Linked DNA regions of Homo sapiens: region 1 is linked to region 2. Evidence: chromatin loops called from intact Hi-C (ENCODE). Cell type or tissue: mammary epithelial cell. All regions are shown on one strand.

What was found. Hi-C counts contacts between places; a loop is a spot of excess contacts. Peaks named below come from ENCODE experiments on the same cell type or tissue, not always from the same donor. Only the 100,000 strongest peaks of a DNase experiment are listed, where the experiment ranks them.
Region 1: it touches region 2 in a loop (12-fold over the local background); 41 of 110 quality-filtered maps call a loop at or near these places.

What each region holds. Positions count from the first base shown.
Region 1 is chr2:100,603,532-100,611,531 of GRCh38, reverse strand. It overlaps LINC01849 (long intergenic non-protein coding RNA 1849), which reads right to left and starts at 7,793. Exons shown (of 3, transcript NR_146956.1): 1 at 7,642-7,793; 2 at 4,207-4,405; 3 at 2,174-2,592. RefSeq lists an enhancer at 7,148-7,791. In mammary epithelial cell, CTCF peaks have their summits at 1,054 and 4,510 (motif pointing left); no DNase peak of the experiment used is centred here.
Region 2 is chr2:100,726,431-100,734,430 of GRCh38, reverse strand. LOC105375310 (a long non-coding RNA gene) reads left to right here and starts at 573. Exons shown (of 3, transcript XR_001739612.2): 1 at 573-2,987. RefSeq lists a silencer at 3,790-4,084. In mammary epithelial cell, a CTCF peak has its summit at 3,968 (motif pointing left); DNase peaks (open chromatin) are centred at 480, 2,610 and 3,950; H3K27ac peaks cover 1,319 bases.

The sequences.
Region 1 (8,000 bases), 120 kb after region 2:
TGAACTTAGGAGACAGCAGAAGGAACAAACAAAACTTAGTGCTTGACAGCCGTCATCTGATACATGAAATTACATTGCCTAGCTCCAAGACAGCAGCAGTGAAAGGCAGGGGCCCTCCCACCTAGGAATGTATTGTCCGGTTGGGGAGACAAGGGTAAAGAGGCTTTAATGCCAAGTGGCAGGTGAAGGCTTGAGCAGTGCGGTCCTTGGTCCTCGTGGGGTCAGCATATCACCTGGTAATTCTCTCCACCTGCTCCTGCCAGACTGATCCAGCCACCCATGTGTCCCACAGGCTGACTGACAACTGCCTGTATAGTCGCCAGCTGGTAACTATATTGAGATCGCCTTCATGTAGGAAGGCATACCATCCCCATTTTCCATGAGGGGAGACCGAAGTTCAGGGAATCCGGGTAACCCCACACAGTCAGGGGGCAGGACCCAGATCCACACTCAGGCTCATCAGATTCCTAAGCCCAGGAGGCACGGGAGATAAGACTGGCATGAAGAACGTGGTCTCAGAGCAGTCAGGATTTAGTGGGCACATGGATGGTGAATATTCCAAGCAAGGAGATAAAGCAACGAAAAGGTTTAAAGAATTAAATTCCCCATGACAAACGTTTTGCCATTTGAGTCAAGTTGGGTAATCTCCGTTCTAGACTTATTTCTGCTACTGAAATTCCCTGGATCGCTTAACTTCTCTGAAATTTAATTCCCTCCCTTGCAAAATGGGGCATGCTTATGCCACAGGGACATTGCCACGAAGGCATTTTCAGGGGGTTAAGACACCGCCTGAGTACAGGATGTCACTGTTGGAGAGATTAATTTTAAGGGTGACTAATGAGTTATGAGCAATTTGTGTGGGAGCTGACCCAGGGTATCCAGAGCTGCTCAGAAAGAGGGTGCATGGAAAAGCCTCTGGGGATGCTGCTCCCCTCCCCGGTGTATTGCAAGCTTGTCATCCACCCGCTTCTTCAAAGGGGTTTCTTCTGGCTGCAGAAGGGAGGATGCACAGACCCAGGCACGGATCCCTGGTAGATCACGCCCTCGCGTGGCCGCTTCCTTGCGTGACAGCTTGGCCTGTGGGTGCCGGGTTAGTGGAGGATGAGTTCCAGAGCTGGAGGCGCGTTGCAGGCAAAGGGTGTGATGGGGGCATGGACTGAGTAGGCAATGTGCTCCCCAAGGCTGTGTCCACCTCAGCACCCGCCCTGTGGCTCCCTGTCCCCTCTTTCCACCGACCCCGGGACCTCACTGCCCCCAAACTCTTGCTGCATACAGCTCAGTGGAAGGGGAAATAATTTTATTATTTCTCTTTCTCCCTCTGTGTTCACAGAATACAACTTTTGTTTCTGTAAAACTATCCAAATAATGACAAGAATACAAAATAGAAAGTTCAGGAAAAATTTACCCAATAGGCCACCACCCAAAAATAATTTCTTAAAAAATAATATTTTGGGAGTATCATTCCAGAGGTTCTCCAAACCTATACGCAAAAGAATAGATTTAGGGAAATAATTATTAATATATAAAATGACATTTTTGTGCACAGCTTTTTAAAAAGCAAAAGCATACAATTCGGTTTCATTGAACTTATAAGGAAAGGAAGCTGGGTGCAGCGGGATGTGCCTGTAATCCCAGATACTCCACAGGCTGAGATGGGAGGAACCTGAGCCTAGGAGTTTGAGAACAGCCTGGGCAACATAGTGAGACTCTCAAAAACAAATAGTATTAAAAAAAGAAAACAAAATTTAAAAGACTGGCAAATTTCAAATGAGTTCTTTTGTTTTAAGCTGATATCTTTGTATTTCTTTTTTTTTTTCTTTGAGACAAGGTCTCACTCTGTCTCCCAGCCTGGATGGAGTGCAGTGACACAATCTCAGCTCACTGAAACCTGCGCCTCCCCAGCTCAAGCAATTCTTGTGCCTCAGCCTCCCGAGTAGCTGGGATTACAGGTGCGCGCCACCATGCCAGTTAATTTTTTGTATTTTTAGTAGAGACAGGCTTTCATGATGTTGGCCAGCCTGCCAAAGTGCTAGGATTACAGGCATGAGCCACCGCACACAGCCTGATATTATTGTATTTATTCTTATAAAACATTTCCAACATATGAAAAAGTAGAGTGAATAATGAAATGGTCTTACAACTACTTTCAACAAATCAGGACATGCCCTTGGGCTTGGGTTGAGAAGCTTTTCTTCTTTTTTTAATAAAAATGTTCACAGAAGACACTAATTAATGGAGGTATACTTGTAGGCAGGATTTCCCAACAGGCCGGATTCTGTTCTATGATGCTAGAACCTGGACACTCAACATCTATCCCCGCAGTTCAGCTGGGGCCAGCACCACCTGGGCACGGGGCTTCCAAGCACTTTCCGTTCACTGTCTCTTGTGCTTTTGGGTACCTAGAAGGTGCATATTATTATTGTTCCCACTGTGGGGCAATGAAGGCCTGGAGAGCAAAAGCCGCCTGTTCAGGTTGGGATGTAACTTCAGGTCTGTTGGGCATCAGAGCCTGGGCACTGGAGATCATTTCTGAAATGATGCAGGGGCTACATGTAAGATCCCAGGTACTCATGCTGACAAAGAACAAAAAATCTGGGTGGAAGAAGATTTCAAGAGTTAGTGACCTCAAAGCCCCATTATCTCAAGCAAAATGAGAGGAAATTCTGTCCTATCTTCCTGACTTTCTTGAGAGAAGTTTGTTTGGGAAACTTCCTCTGCCATCGGAAGTAAGATGGACAAAAACATCTTTCAGAAGATGACGGAAGCTGAGCCTGGCTGGGCCACCTGTGGGTGTCTCTAGAATTCAACCTTTTATAGGTAATCATACTGTTACCATTCACTCAAGACCCACTGGGCCATGAATCCTGGATATTAACTATGAATGAGGGTATTTTTTAATAGAAAATTCAAAAATAATCACAGGAATAATTTAGTATTTTTGCAATAACTACTGAGGTTAAGAAGCAACAGTAAATATGTGCCTCTTGAGAGCTTGGTGCTCAAAGCCAGGTGGCGGGAGCTAAGGGTCAAGCTTAGGGTGGTCTGGCTGCCAGTCCTAATGGCACAAGGGCAGTGAGATGGGCCAGTCTGACACCATGTACACTGGGACCCCCATAGCTGCCACCTCCAGCCACAGCCTACCTCCCAAAGCTTTGCCCTGATCAGCAGGGCCCCAAAGGACCTGTGTGAGAATTCTATCAGTCAGGGCACAGACCAGGCCCCCGGGTAAGTCTCACTCCCACTGGGGCTTATCTGGTCTCAGCTCCTGACTAGGACTCTGGTCCAACCCAGTGCTGTCTTCCAGTCTCTACCTGAACGGGCCAACTGCATCCCTGCCTCAAACCTGCTCTTAGCCCACCTCCGCTGTTTCCTAACGGTGGCCAGGACAAACAAGGTAATTATTGTAGTCATACTGATAGTATGAACTTAGAAATCTGAACTTTAGGCTGGGCGTGGTGGCTCACACCTGTAATCCCAGCACTTTGGGAGGCCAAGGCGGGTGGATCACTTGAGGTTAGGAGTTCGAGACCAGCTTGAGCAACATGGAGAAACCCTGTCTCTACTAAAAATACAAAATTAGCTGGGTGTGGTGGCGCATGCCTGTAATCCCAGCTACTCGGGAGGCTGAGGCAGGATAATCGCTTGAACCTGGGAGGCAGAGGTTGTGGTGAGCCGAGATCGTGCCATTGAACTCCAGCCTGGGCAACAAGAGCAAAACTTCATCTCAAAAAAATAAAAAGAAAAAGAAATCTGAACGTTAAACTGCAACAAATATCCAGACAATAAAAAAAAAAAACATAGAGTCAGCACTAGCATTAATATTGTAGCACTGTAGGGAGAAGTCAAGGAAACTTAACGCAAATGAAATAAACGTCAGAAACTCAGGAAAATAAAATAAAACAAAAACAAGTTCAAAACAAAGATAAACGAAGGAAAAATAACAGTAAACACACAGCAAAGTGTTAAGTGTCTTTAATATGCAGGAATGCCTCAATTTTAAAAAACGGATGAAGAATAGGTAATTCTTCAAAAGACACACAAACCTCTGCCAAAGCCACTGGACAAAATGTAAAAGCTCTGTCCTCAACAAGAACAAAATCTGGGCCAGCCTTCAGGCTGCCATTCTGTGCTGAACTTCCTGGGAGAAAGTATAAACTGGGTTGGTTGGTTGGTTTGTTTTACCTACCCTTACTCTTCAAAACTTACCTTAGAAGCCTCCTTGCTGTGGAAGCTGCTCCCGACTCCTCCAGGGTAAGCAGGCCCTACTCCTAGGTGCCTTCACCGGGCTTTTGCCGGTCGTCTCAGTACTCATTGTGGATTTCTCCCCACCAGGTCCAGAAGCTCAGCCAGGGCAGGATCTCCAGCACCAGAACGTGTGTGTTGTGCCGTAGACACTCAACAGATGCTTTGTAAAACATTGCATGTGTGCATGCACGAAGATGAATACAGTAAACGCATAATTTGTAACCATGAGCCAAAATGTTTCTTGACTCACCATGACACCTAGTGGTGACTAATCTCCATTGCAGACCCGACAAAATCAGCCATCACTGCTGTGGGTGCTTGTGTTTTCCTTTGTTCCAGCAAAGGCCTTCTGAGCACCAACTATGTGCCATGTGCAGGGACCATGTGCATGCAGAGGACCCTTGGGTGAGTTGGTCAGTCCCTGTCCTCCACTGTCCTCCAAGGGTTTATGGGCAAGATACACCCACTGCCGCTCACCACCACATAGCGTCAGCATTCAAGCTAATGTTACACCATCGTAGGGAGAAGTAAAGGAAACTTAGGCCAACCGCGAAATCATTTGGAGAAACGAGAAAGGCAGCCTCTGAGGGAGGTGGAAACTCTTCCTATTACATGGAACTACCTCCTAACAACAGCCTGTTTGTCATCCCCTTTAACGCTAACTCAGGTTCCAAGAATCGGAATATTGTCTCAATTTCACTCCTGGCTTCAGCAAACATTGACAAAAGTCAACACCTAAAGCCACGATAGCTTCCGTGATTCCTCCACCTCTGCAGAGAAAGGAGGCTGGGGAGGGAGACACATCTAGTCCTGTCTTCAGCTTCTATTTCCTCCAGTCTCTTCTTCCCCCACCTCTCCAACCAAGTGGTAAAAGGTAAATCCTGATTGGACAGCCACTTCAGAAGCAAAATAGATTCCTGGATTTCTTATACAAAAATTATAACAGAACAAATGAAAACAGTATAAAGCCAGAATAAAACACAGGTGACTTTTTATTCTTCTGGGCTTAGGTAAATTCTAGTTACTACCAGAAGCTATAATGGAAAACATGGAAATATTTAACTTTGTAACCCTTCTATATGGCAAAAAACAAAAACAAAACAAAAACTAGTTCAAAACCAAGAAAAACTGAGGGAAAACAACAGTAAGCACACAACAAAGTGCTACTATTTTTAAGATGCAATGAACAGTTACAAGTCAATAAAAAATAAAGACCTCAATAAAAAGAACAGGTAATTCTTCAAGAGACATACACATAGCAAGCTATATGGCAATTAAAATAAAATTGTTTGCTGAATTAATGAGGATTTAAAAACATGTAATACCTAACTAATGCTGACAAAAGTATTTGTGGGAGTGTAAACTGGCACATTTCCAAAGAAAAATTTGGTAATAGATATCAAAATAGCAAATGCAGGCTGAGCATGGTGGCTCACGCCTGTAATCCCAACACTTTGGGAGGCTGAGAAGGGAGGATCACCTGAGGTCAGGAGTTCAAGACCAGCCTGGCCAACATGGTAAAACCCGTCCCTACCAAAAATACAAAAATTTGGCCGGGTGCAGTGGCTCACGCCTGTAATCCCAGCACTTTGGGAGGCCAAGGCGGGTGGATCATGAGGTCAGGAGATCAAGACCATCCTGGTTAGCACGGTGAAACCCTATCTCTACTAAAAATACAAAAAATTAGCTGGGCGTGGTGGCAGGTGCCTGTGGTCCCAGCTGCTCAGGAGCCTGAGGCAGGAGAATGGCGTGAACCCGGGAGGCGGAGCTTGCAGTGAGCCGAGATTGCACCACTGCACTCCAGCCTGGGCGACAGAGTGAGACTCCGTCTCAAAAAAAAAAAAAAAATGAAAATACAAAAATTAGCCGGGCGTGGTGGTGGGCACCTGTAATCTCAGCTACTCAGGAGGCTAAGCCAGGAGAATCACATGAACCTGGGGGGGTGGGGGGGTTTGCATGAGCCGAGATTGTGCCACTGCGCTCCACCTGGGCAACAGAGTGAGACTCTGTCTCATAAAAAAAAAAAAGTAGATGCAAATATCTTTTACCCAGCAAGTCCATTTCTAGAAATATATATTCTAGAAATATATTCTAAGAAAATAATTTGCCAAGTGCATTTGGATACATGTTCATCAAAGCATGGTGTGTGTGTGTATATACATATGTATACATATATACACACACATATACATACACATGTATTTATATAGAGAGATATTAGAAATAATTTGTCATTCATTAGAGAAAAAGAATAATTTTTAGATGTGAGCCAAAATTATACTTGATTAATCATGTTATGATTAATAAATTCTGATAGGTTGATCCTACAGAATACCAGATAGTCATTAGACATAGTAATGTAACTCTACATTTATTATCATAAAAAGTAGGTTCAGAATATATTGCTGAGCTTTGACAACAGCAACAAAAAAGCACTATCTATAAATCCACATAAAGATTGTAGTTTGAAAGGATATTCACCAAAATGTTAGTAGTGCTTTATCTGTGGGTGGCTGGATTTAGACTAACGTTTACTTTCTTTGTACATTTAAAAAAAAATTATATGGCAAGAATGTGTTGTTTTAAAATTAGAAAAACACGAACTGTTTTCATTAAAAGAAAAAAATTAGCCCTGCCTTTCAGATATGTCCAACTCAGCTACTACATTTGACTATTGAGGCAAAAAATACAGAAACTGTATAATGTTCCTCATGAGAAATACAGGAAAGCTACATTCTGAGAATCAAGGTGAGCTACGTGGTTCTTATTTTCCTTTGGAAAGACACAGTTCTTTCAAGTACCCCTAATAAGGTGGATGGCTCCCAAGAACGATATGTAACAATATACAGTATAAACACTCAAAACCTGAAATGGGCCGTCCACGGAGGCTTTGGGTTTTTCATGTCACAGGCTCTGACCAAGCTTCCCTGCCTGGGATAGACTCTTCCTGAGGCTCACATCTACAGTAAATGTAATTACACTTTAATGGTATTCATCGCATTCTGTCACTTTTTCCATTGCTCCTATTTTTAACCAGCACAATGGGAACATTTGTCCTCTGATTCACTGAGCGGTTTTAGGCCAGGAATCTGGCTTTTAAAATGACAGTACCCTTAATCCTATCGCTGACTTTTCAAATGAAATAACAGCCTGTAATTAAAACAATGGCACACAGGCAGCCTCCGTGGGATAAGAATAGCAACTCAGCATGGAATTCAGGTAATGGCATTTATCAGCGGCTGTGTCAGGAGGAAGGGATGGAGAAGCAGGCTCTGGTCCTGGCGGTGTGGCCTTTGCAAGTCACTTCAAAGTCCTGAGCTGCAGTCCCTATGAAAGAGGCATGGGTTCTTAGAGTCCTTTCAGTTAGGTGTACCCAGCAGAGTGAACAAAACCAACCTGAGACTTCTGCTCCTCTGGAAGAACCCTGGGGTCCTGCTCATTCAAGCAATGCACATGGGATGTCCAAAGCTATTGGGGCAGTTGGGACCCCCCGTCCGAGCAAATGTCATGGAGAAGTGGGCTCTATGTCCTCTCCCCCCGAGTCTCAGCCAACTTGCGCCAGCTTCAACTTCTAGAATGTAGTGAGTGTGATGCTCTGTGATGCCCCAGGCTAGGTCACAAAAGGCCACATACCTTCTTGAGCTCTTCATTTGCTTGCTCTTGTGACACTTCCTCTTGGAACCTGGCTCCTGTGACATGCAGAGCCAGAGCCATGCGCAAGGGGTGCACCGGTGCTCCAGCCAACAGTCCCAGCT
Region 2 (8,000 bases):
GAATATATTAGACTGCCTGATTTGTCTCACAAGTCACTGATATTTTGTTCATTTTTAAAGTTTTTTTTCTCTTTCTATTCTACATTTTGGATAGTTTTTTGTTTTGTCTTGTTTCTTTTTTTGCTACGTCTTCACCTTTGGGTTCACACCTCTTTTCTTCTGCAGTGTCTAATCCGCCGTTGGTCCCATCCAGGACAGGGGGAGAGACTCTGCAAAGGTACAGAGATAGGCAGCAGCCGGGGGGCTCTGGGAACTGCAGCGTCCCCTGTGATCTCACCATGCTCAGCTTCAGCTCAGCCTCAGCTCAGCGGCAGGGAAGAGAAGTTCTGTATGCTGACCTGCTGCAAGGAGTCCTTTCAGGCAACTGAGTGGAAATGCAGCCATTTCTCAACTGCAAACTCTCCCTAGAGAGTCAAATTCTCTTCCCTTTTGTAGTGCAAGGGAGTAGTCATCTTCCTATCTCTCATGAGGCAACCTCCCACTCTCGCCTAATTGGAAATATCTCCTGGTCCACACAATGCCACAGCTGGCAGTTCCCCCCGCCTCACCCCCACCCCGTTCCCTCCTTGCAACAGAGCTGCTTCTCTAACTGCTGTGAATGATGAGGAAATCTGAGCCACGTGAAAGAAGCATAGGAACCTATGCCAAGCCCTATTGTGCCACTGACCTTCGGATTTGAATGAAATTAACAATTGCCTAATGAATTGAGTTCTGATAATTTCTATCAAGGCACTTTAAAGTGATGGGCCCCAAGAATTCATCCTGGGGATGAGGTAAAGGCAGTGTCTTTTTATTCAATGTGCAAATTATTTGAAAGTCTCTTCCACGTGATTCAGTGTCCTCGATGACTCATTTATAATTTTTCTGCAAGGGAATGTTAAAGTGACGGGGCCAGTGACCTTCCAGAGAAAGTGCTTTGCTGCTCTTCTGAGACCTTTTAGCACCTATACTAAATGAATGCCAGTGCAGGAGCTTATGTGTGGAAAGACTCAATTCCATGAAGGGCCCTGTTAAAAATATGACAGTACCCAAACCCTCGTGACCCCAAACCCTCACAATCCTGTGCTTGCAGCAAAGCAACCGGGAAAGGTCAGCTCACCCTGGCTCATGTTGTTGTCAACTCTCTGAATTTAGGATTTCGAACTAAAGTTAGAAAAGTGTGCATTGCTTTGTGTAGTCAGTCTCTTTTCCAGAAAATACGTTTTGATTTTTTTTTTTTTTTGGTAGATAACATCATTTTCAGCTGACACTAGGTGAATAATTTATATTTAATAAATTCATTTAAATGGGTACTATAATGAACGAATTAACACGATGAGTGACAGAAGAGGCAAACAATGTGATTTTTGTGATCGAGCATTTAGAAAGGTTAAACTGACAATCTTGACGCTTATGGAAGTTAAATGGTCAGGTGCTGGGACACTTCGTAAGAGAACTGGCCAGGTTGGGGAGAAATTGAGAACACTTTGGAAAACGGAGACGTAGGTCCCAGACCTGCCAGTTATGGGCTAAGGAGGGTTTGTGAATCACTTAGTATTCTAAAGTTGTGGCCTCTCCCTTTGTAAAATAATTTTATCTGTTTAATAGGGTGCTTGGAAAGTTAAATGCCAAAATAAATGCCATGGTACTTTATAAACTGGAAAGCCCTGTTACTATTAAGAGGGGCCAGATTTCAAAGAAAGCAGAGGCCTTGTGGGCTGCTATTGCCCCAGAAGAGGATTTGGATGTAGAGAGACTGAAGATTGGTTGAACCTTGGAGAGGCCACGGAGAGGAGGAAGAACGCTCACTAGAAAGACGGCATGACTGAGGAAGTCGGTGGGAACAAGCCTGCTTCTCCCATGGGAATGTTTCTAATCCTTTACTGTGGCCACCCTTCTCCAAACTCTGCGGAGGGAGATTGCAGGCTGACCCTACCATGGTGCAGCATTTGGACCATGACTGTCTGGGGGCACGAAGTGCTTTGTGATTTGGTTTAAGGGTGAAATCAGTGGTTCCAAACATTGAGCGCACATTAAATCACCTTGGAACATTGCATTGCAAGAATGCCCAGTTTCCATCCCTGAGCTGCACTAATCAGACTTTCTGGGATATGACGGTTTGGGTGATGTCGTTTTCATAGATTTAAAAGTGATTCTGAAGAAAAGCAGGGTTGAGAACTGCTGTTGAGTTCTTGATGTATGGATTGAGAAATTCGTTCTGAATCGAAACACCCTGTCATCCACTAGTTAAGAAAAATTAACTCTGTTTGCTACTGGTCCCCAAATGGGGCCAGTTGGGCTCTTATGGGAGGGCCCAGCAAATCTGAAACCTTGTTAGTGTACTCCAGACTTCTGCCTCATGCCTGTGTCCTTGGAAACCTAGGCTCCTCCTCTTGCCCTGTGATCCCAGGGGTCTGGCAGGTGAAGGTTTCAGCCATGTTTCACAGTGGGACACCTGCCATGGCTCACAAAGTTGTTGACTGTACGAATTCTGTGTAGTGTCCACTCATGTCCTCCCTGCCCACACCAGCCCTGCCCAGCTGTCTACATGAATCCTGGCAGGACTGAGGGAGGCAACTGAATCCAACCATCCTCACACAGGACAAAGCTATTGTTATGACTAACAATAAGTCACTCTCTATCCGTCTTAATTGCATCAGATCTACTGTTATTTAAACATTGCGTTTATAGTCCTTCTCCTCAAGTAGAAAGTAAGATTCATGAGAGCAAAGATCTTTATTGTGTCACTCACTGCTATGTTGCCATTGCCTAGAAAGGTGCCAGGCATATAGTAGACACTTAATTTACACATGATGCATGAATGGATGATGCAATAGCACCCATTTATGGAGTATGTATTATGTGCCAGGCTCTATATCACTTCACATGTATCATCATGTTTAATTCTCACAACAAGCTTAAGAGGGAGGTGCTACTATCTGTTCTCATTTTAGAGAAGCGGAAATTGAAATTCAGACAAGTTTACACACCTGCCCAAGGTTACACAGGTAGGAAGAAGCAAAGCTAGGACTTGAACCCATGACTTTTCAACTGCAAAGACCACGATCCTAACTATTATATTATACTCATTCCTCTTGCTGGGTATGGTGCAGGGACATGTATTTAGCAAGGACTGGCTGCTTGTCTGTCAGCCAGTCACAATCTGGTTGACTCTGGCACTGAGTAGTCATGTTAGTGGCACAATCTCCAGGGAGAGTTATTGCAATCTAAGGGCTGAAAAGGAAATAGATTCCTATACCTTACTCCCCAAATCCAAGGTTCTTCAGGATATCTACTGCAATGCTAGACAAGCTTATTAACTTTTTTTTTTTTTTTTTTTGAGACAGAGTTTCACTCTTGTTGCCCAGGTTGGAGTGCAATGGCGCAATCTCGGCTCACTGCAACCTCCGCCTCCCAGGTTCAAGCGATTCTCCTGTCTCAGCCTTCCAAGTAGCTGGGATTACAGGCATGCACCACCGCGCCTGGCTAATTTTTGTATTTTTAGTAGAGATGGGGTTTCTCCATGTTGGTCTGGCTGGTCTCGAACTCCCAACCTCAGGTGATCCACCCGCCTCGGCCTCCCAAAGTGCTGGGATTACAGGCGTGAGCCACCGTGCCCAGCCAACTTTTTTTTTTTTTCGGAAGTTTACCCTAGCAGCATATTGAAAGGGCCAAGGTGAGATCAAAGTATGTCTCTCTTGGGTAGTGAGACCCTGAATGACTTTTATTTTACCCTTTATATTTTTCTGCAATGCATATGTATATTCATTATAACAAAGATCCCCAAGTGCATTAGCCTACGTGAGTTCAAAGATTATTTTTGCCTCAGGTAAACAGTCCAGGGCAGAAAGGTGAGCTCTGCTTCATAAGGTCATCAAGGTTTCCAACTGGCCCAGCATGTCTGCCTTCAACATGTGGCTGTTCTTTGGGTTAAGGCTCCTGCTCCAGTTGTTCTCAACTTCGTGGTTGAAAGTAGCTCGCCAGCACCACCTCCAGGAGAGGGGCTGGAGGATTAGGAGAATCTCAACAGCTTCATCTTTAAGTAATTACTTATATCCCACTGCCCAAAACCTAGTTACATGGTTACAACTAGCTGCAGGGTTGAGGTTCATGTTTTTGTGTGTATAAATGCCAACACAATTTGTTGAAAACACTATCATTTCTTCATTGAATTTCCTTTGCACATTTGACAAACAAGATTGATTTGTGTCTATTTCTGTACTTTCTATTCTGTTCTGTTGATCTATGTGTCTCTCCCTCTGCCAATACCACACTGTCTTGATTCTTATAAGTCTTAAAATTAGATAGTGGGATTCTTCCAAAGCCAATTTTCTTTTGGCTATGCTAGTTTCATTGCCTTTTATATGAATTTCAAAATCAGCTTGTCAAATATCTGCAAAAAATTCTGCTAGAGTTTTGATTGACATTACATCAAAAGCATAGATTGATTTGGGTAAAATTGTCCTTTTTCTTGTTGAGTCTGCCAATCCATGAACATAGTATGTTTCTCCATATATTGAGGTCTTCTTTGAGTTATTTCATCAGCATTTTAGTGTTTTCAGCACATAGATTCTATGTATGTTTTGTTAAAATTATTTATACGTATCTCTTTTTGGGGGGGAGCTCTTATCATTTTTTGTTTGTTTCTGATTGTTTATTACTATCTTTATAAATATACATGATTTTTTGTATTGACCTTATATTCTAGAATGTGTTTAAACTCAGTATTATGTTTTCCCCAAAAATTTACATATTGAAGCCAGTTAACTGTATTTGGAGATAGGGGTTTTAAGGATGTAATTAAGGTTAAATGAGGTCATAATGGTGGGTCTCCAATCCAATAGGACTAGTGTCCTTATAAGAAGAGGAGAAGATACCAGGAATGCAAGTGTAGAGAAAACATCATGTAAGCAAGAAGGCAGTGATCTGCAAGCAAAGGAGAGAGGACTCACCAGAAATCAACTTGCTAGCACCTTGCTCTTGGACTTCTAGCTTATAGAAGTGTGAGAAAATAAATTTCTTCGGTTTAAGCCCCTCAGTCTGCAGTATTGTGTTATGTAGCGCTAGTGGACTAATACACTCACTGATTCCTTAAAGGAGCTTTTGGTAGACTTCTTGGGTTTTCTATATAGACAATTGTGTAAACTGCAAATAGGGAAAGTTTTATGTCTTCCTTCCAATCTGTATGTATTTTATTTATTTTTCATGCGTTATTGCAGAGTCTAGAAGTTCTAGTGTTATGACGTATACTGTGGTGATAGTGGACATCCTTCCCTGGCTTTGTTCCTGACCTTAGGGGCAAAGTATTCAGTTTTTCCCCATTAAGTATGATATTAGATGCAGGTTTTTGTTGATGCTCTTTATCAGGTTGAAGTGATTCCCTCTATTCCTAACTTGCAGATAATTTTTATCATGAGGTAGTGTTGTAGTTTGTCAAATATTTTTTCTGTGTCAATTTACATTATCATATGATATTTCTCCTTAGCTTATTGACACAGTGGATAACTTTGAATGATTTTTTGAATGATGAAGCAATCTTGCGTAACTAGAATAAATCTTACTTGGTTGTGGTGTATAAGTTCTTTTATATATTGCTGGATTCCATTTGTTAATATTTTGTTGAATATTTTGACATTTAGATTCATGAGAAACAGCCTGGGCAACATGACAAAACCTCATCTCTACCAAAAAGACAAAAATTAGCCAGGGGTGGTGCATGCCTACAGTCCCAGCTACTTGGGAGGCTAAGGTGGGAGGATCACCTGAGCCTGGGAGGTGGAGGCTGCAGTGAGCTGTGATCATGCCACTACATTCCAGGCTGGGTGACAGAGCGAGGCCTTGTCAAATAAATAAATAATAAATAAGTAAATAAATTGATGAGAGATATTAGTTTGTAGATTTAATTTTTATACTGTCTTTGTCTGGTTTTGATATCAGGGTAAAAATGGGCTCATAAAATTAGGCGGGATATATTCCCTCCTCTTTTCTGGAAGAGATTGTGCATATTTAGTGTTATTTCTTATATGTGTGGTAGAAGTTGCCAGTGAAACCATCTTGGCTTGGAGATTTCGTTTGTAAAATTTTTAAACTATAAATTAGTACTATTCAGGTTATCTGTCTCATTTTGAGTGAGTTTGGGTAGTTCGTGGTTTTTAAGGAATTGATCCATTCCATCTAAGTTGTTGAACTTATGTATGTGGAGTTATTCACAGTATTTCTTTATTGTCATTTCAGTGGCTGTGGGATCTATGGTTAGTTTTATTTTTTAAATATTTCTTGTTACATTTCACAAGAAAGCATGCTGCATTGGTTTTTATAAGAAAGTCTGTTCTAGACACTTCTCAAAAGAAGACATTCATGCAGCCAACCAACATATGAAAAAAAGCTCATCACTGATCATTAGAGAAATGCAAATCAAAACCACAATGAGATACCATTTCACACCAGTCAGAATGGGAATTATTAAAAAGTCAAGAAAAAACAGATGCTGGCGAGGCTGTGGAGAAACAGGAATGCTTTTACATTATTGGTGGGAATGTAAATTAGTTCAACCATTGTGGAAGACGGTGTGGTGATTCCTCAAGGATCTAGAACAGAAATATCATTTGACCCAGCAATCACATTACTAGGTATATACCCAAAGGAATATAAATCATTCTATTATAAAAATACATGCATGTGTATGTTCGTTGCAGCACTAGTCACAATAACAAAGACATAGAATTAACCCAAATGCTCATCAATGATAGACTGGATAAAGAAAATGTGGTACATATACACCACGGAATACTGTGCAACCATAAAAAGGAATGAGATCATGTCCTTTGCAGGGATATGAATGGAGCTGGAAGCCATCGTGCTCAGCAAACTCACACAGGAACAGAAAACTAAACACTGCATGTTCTCACTTATAAGTGGGAGGTGAACAATGAGAACACAGGTACACACTGGGGGGAACAACACACACTGGATCCTGTTGGGGGAGGGAGAGCATCAAGAAAGATAGCTAATGCATGCTGGACTTAATCCCTAGGTGATGGGTGATAGGTGCAGCAAACAACAATGGCACATGTTTACCTGTGTAACAAACCTGCACATCCTGCACATGTATCCTAGAACTTAGAGTAAAAAAAGAAAGTCTGTTCTTAATTTGCACTAAATATTCTTTAAAATTTATAATTTTTGATTTTTTAAAATGAAAGCCTTTTGTATTCAATCAAGAAAATCTTGACTAATCAGAACCACACAAATTAACCCCTAAGTTAATCGATATTTTGGCTGCCTTCAGATCCAGTTAATGAGAAATAAGCAGGGTGTATTGAGAGGGAGTGGCAGTCCTTTCTGCCAGCCACAGCCTGCCTTCATGGTTCTGGGCTGACTCCGGGGCAGTGAGAGCCTTCAGCATCCAGACAGCCTTACTTGGGTTCATTAGCATGAAAGTACAAGGAATCTACCTGTAGAGAGAGAAAAACAGAAATATTCTTCTTCCTTCTCATTCTTTATCCCTTCCTCCTCTCTTGTCATTCCATGTTCTTGAAGGGATGGAAAACATATTCTCAGGACTAAGCTGGGAGCCAGCAACTAATAAAATACATCAATTTAAGCTTAAGTATGAGACCCCCAGGCCAGCAGTTTTTAAGATGTTCTCCCCCACATTCCCATTTTTTGAAATATTTCCACTTAACCTGTGTCTGAGTAAATTTAGACCAGTGTTTCTCAGATAAGGTTTCCAGGATCACCTGCATCATTCCTCCTGAGGTGCTTGTTATCATGCAGATTCCAGGGTCTTATCCTGGTCTTTATTGAATTAGATTGTCTGGGGCCATGAATCTGCATTTTAACAAGTGCTTCCAGGTGACTGCTGGTTTGAATGCTTTATTTTGACCTAATCATTCGTGTTTATATTATTCCACTCACTGAGATGATGAAACTCCAGTTCTAGTTCTAATAGAGCAGTGAACAATTGTCCACGCATAAGCCACCTTTTTAATTGTATTTTTATTTTACTTTAAGTTCTGGGA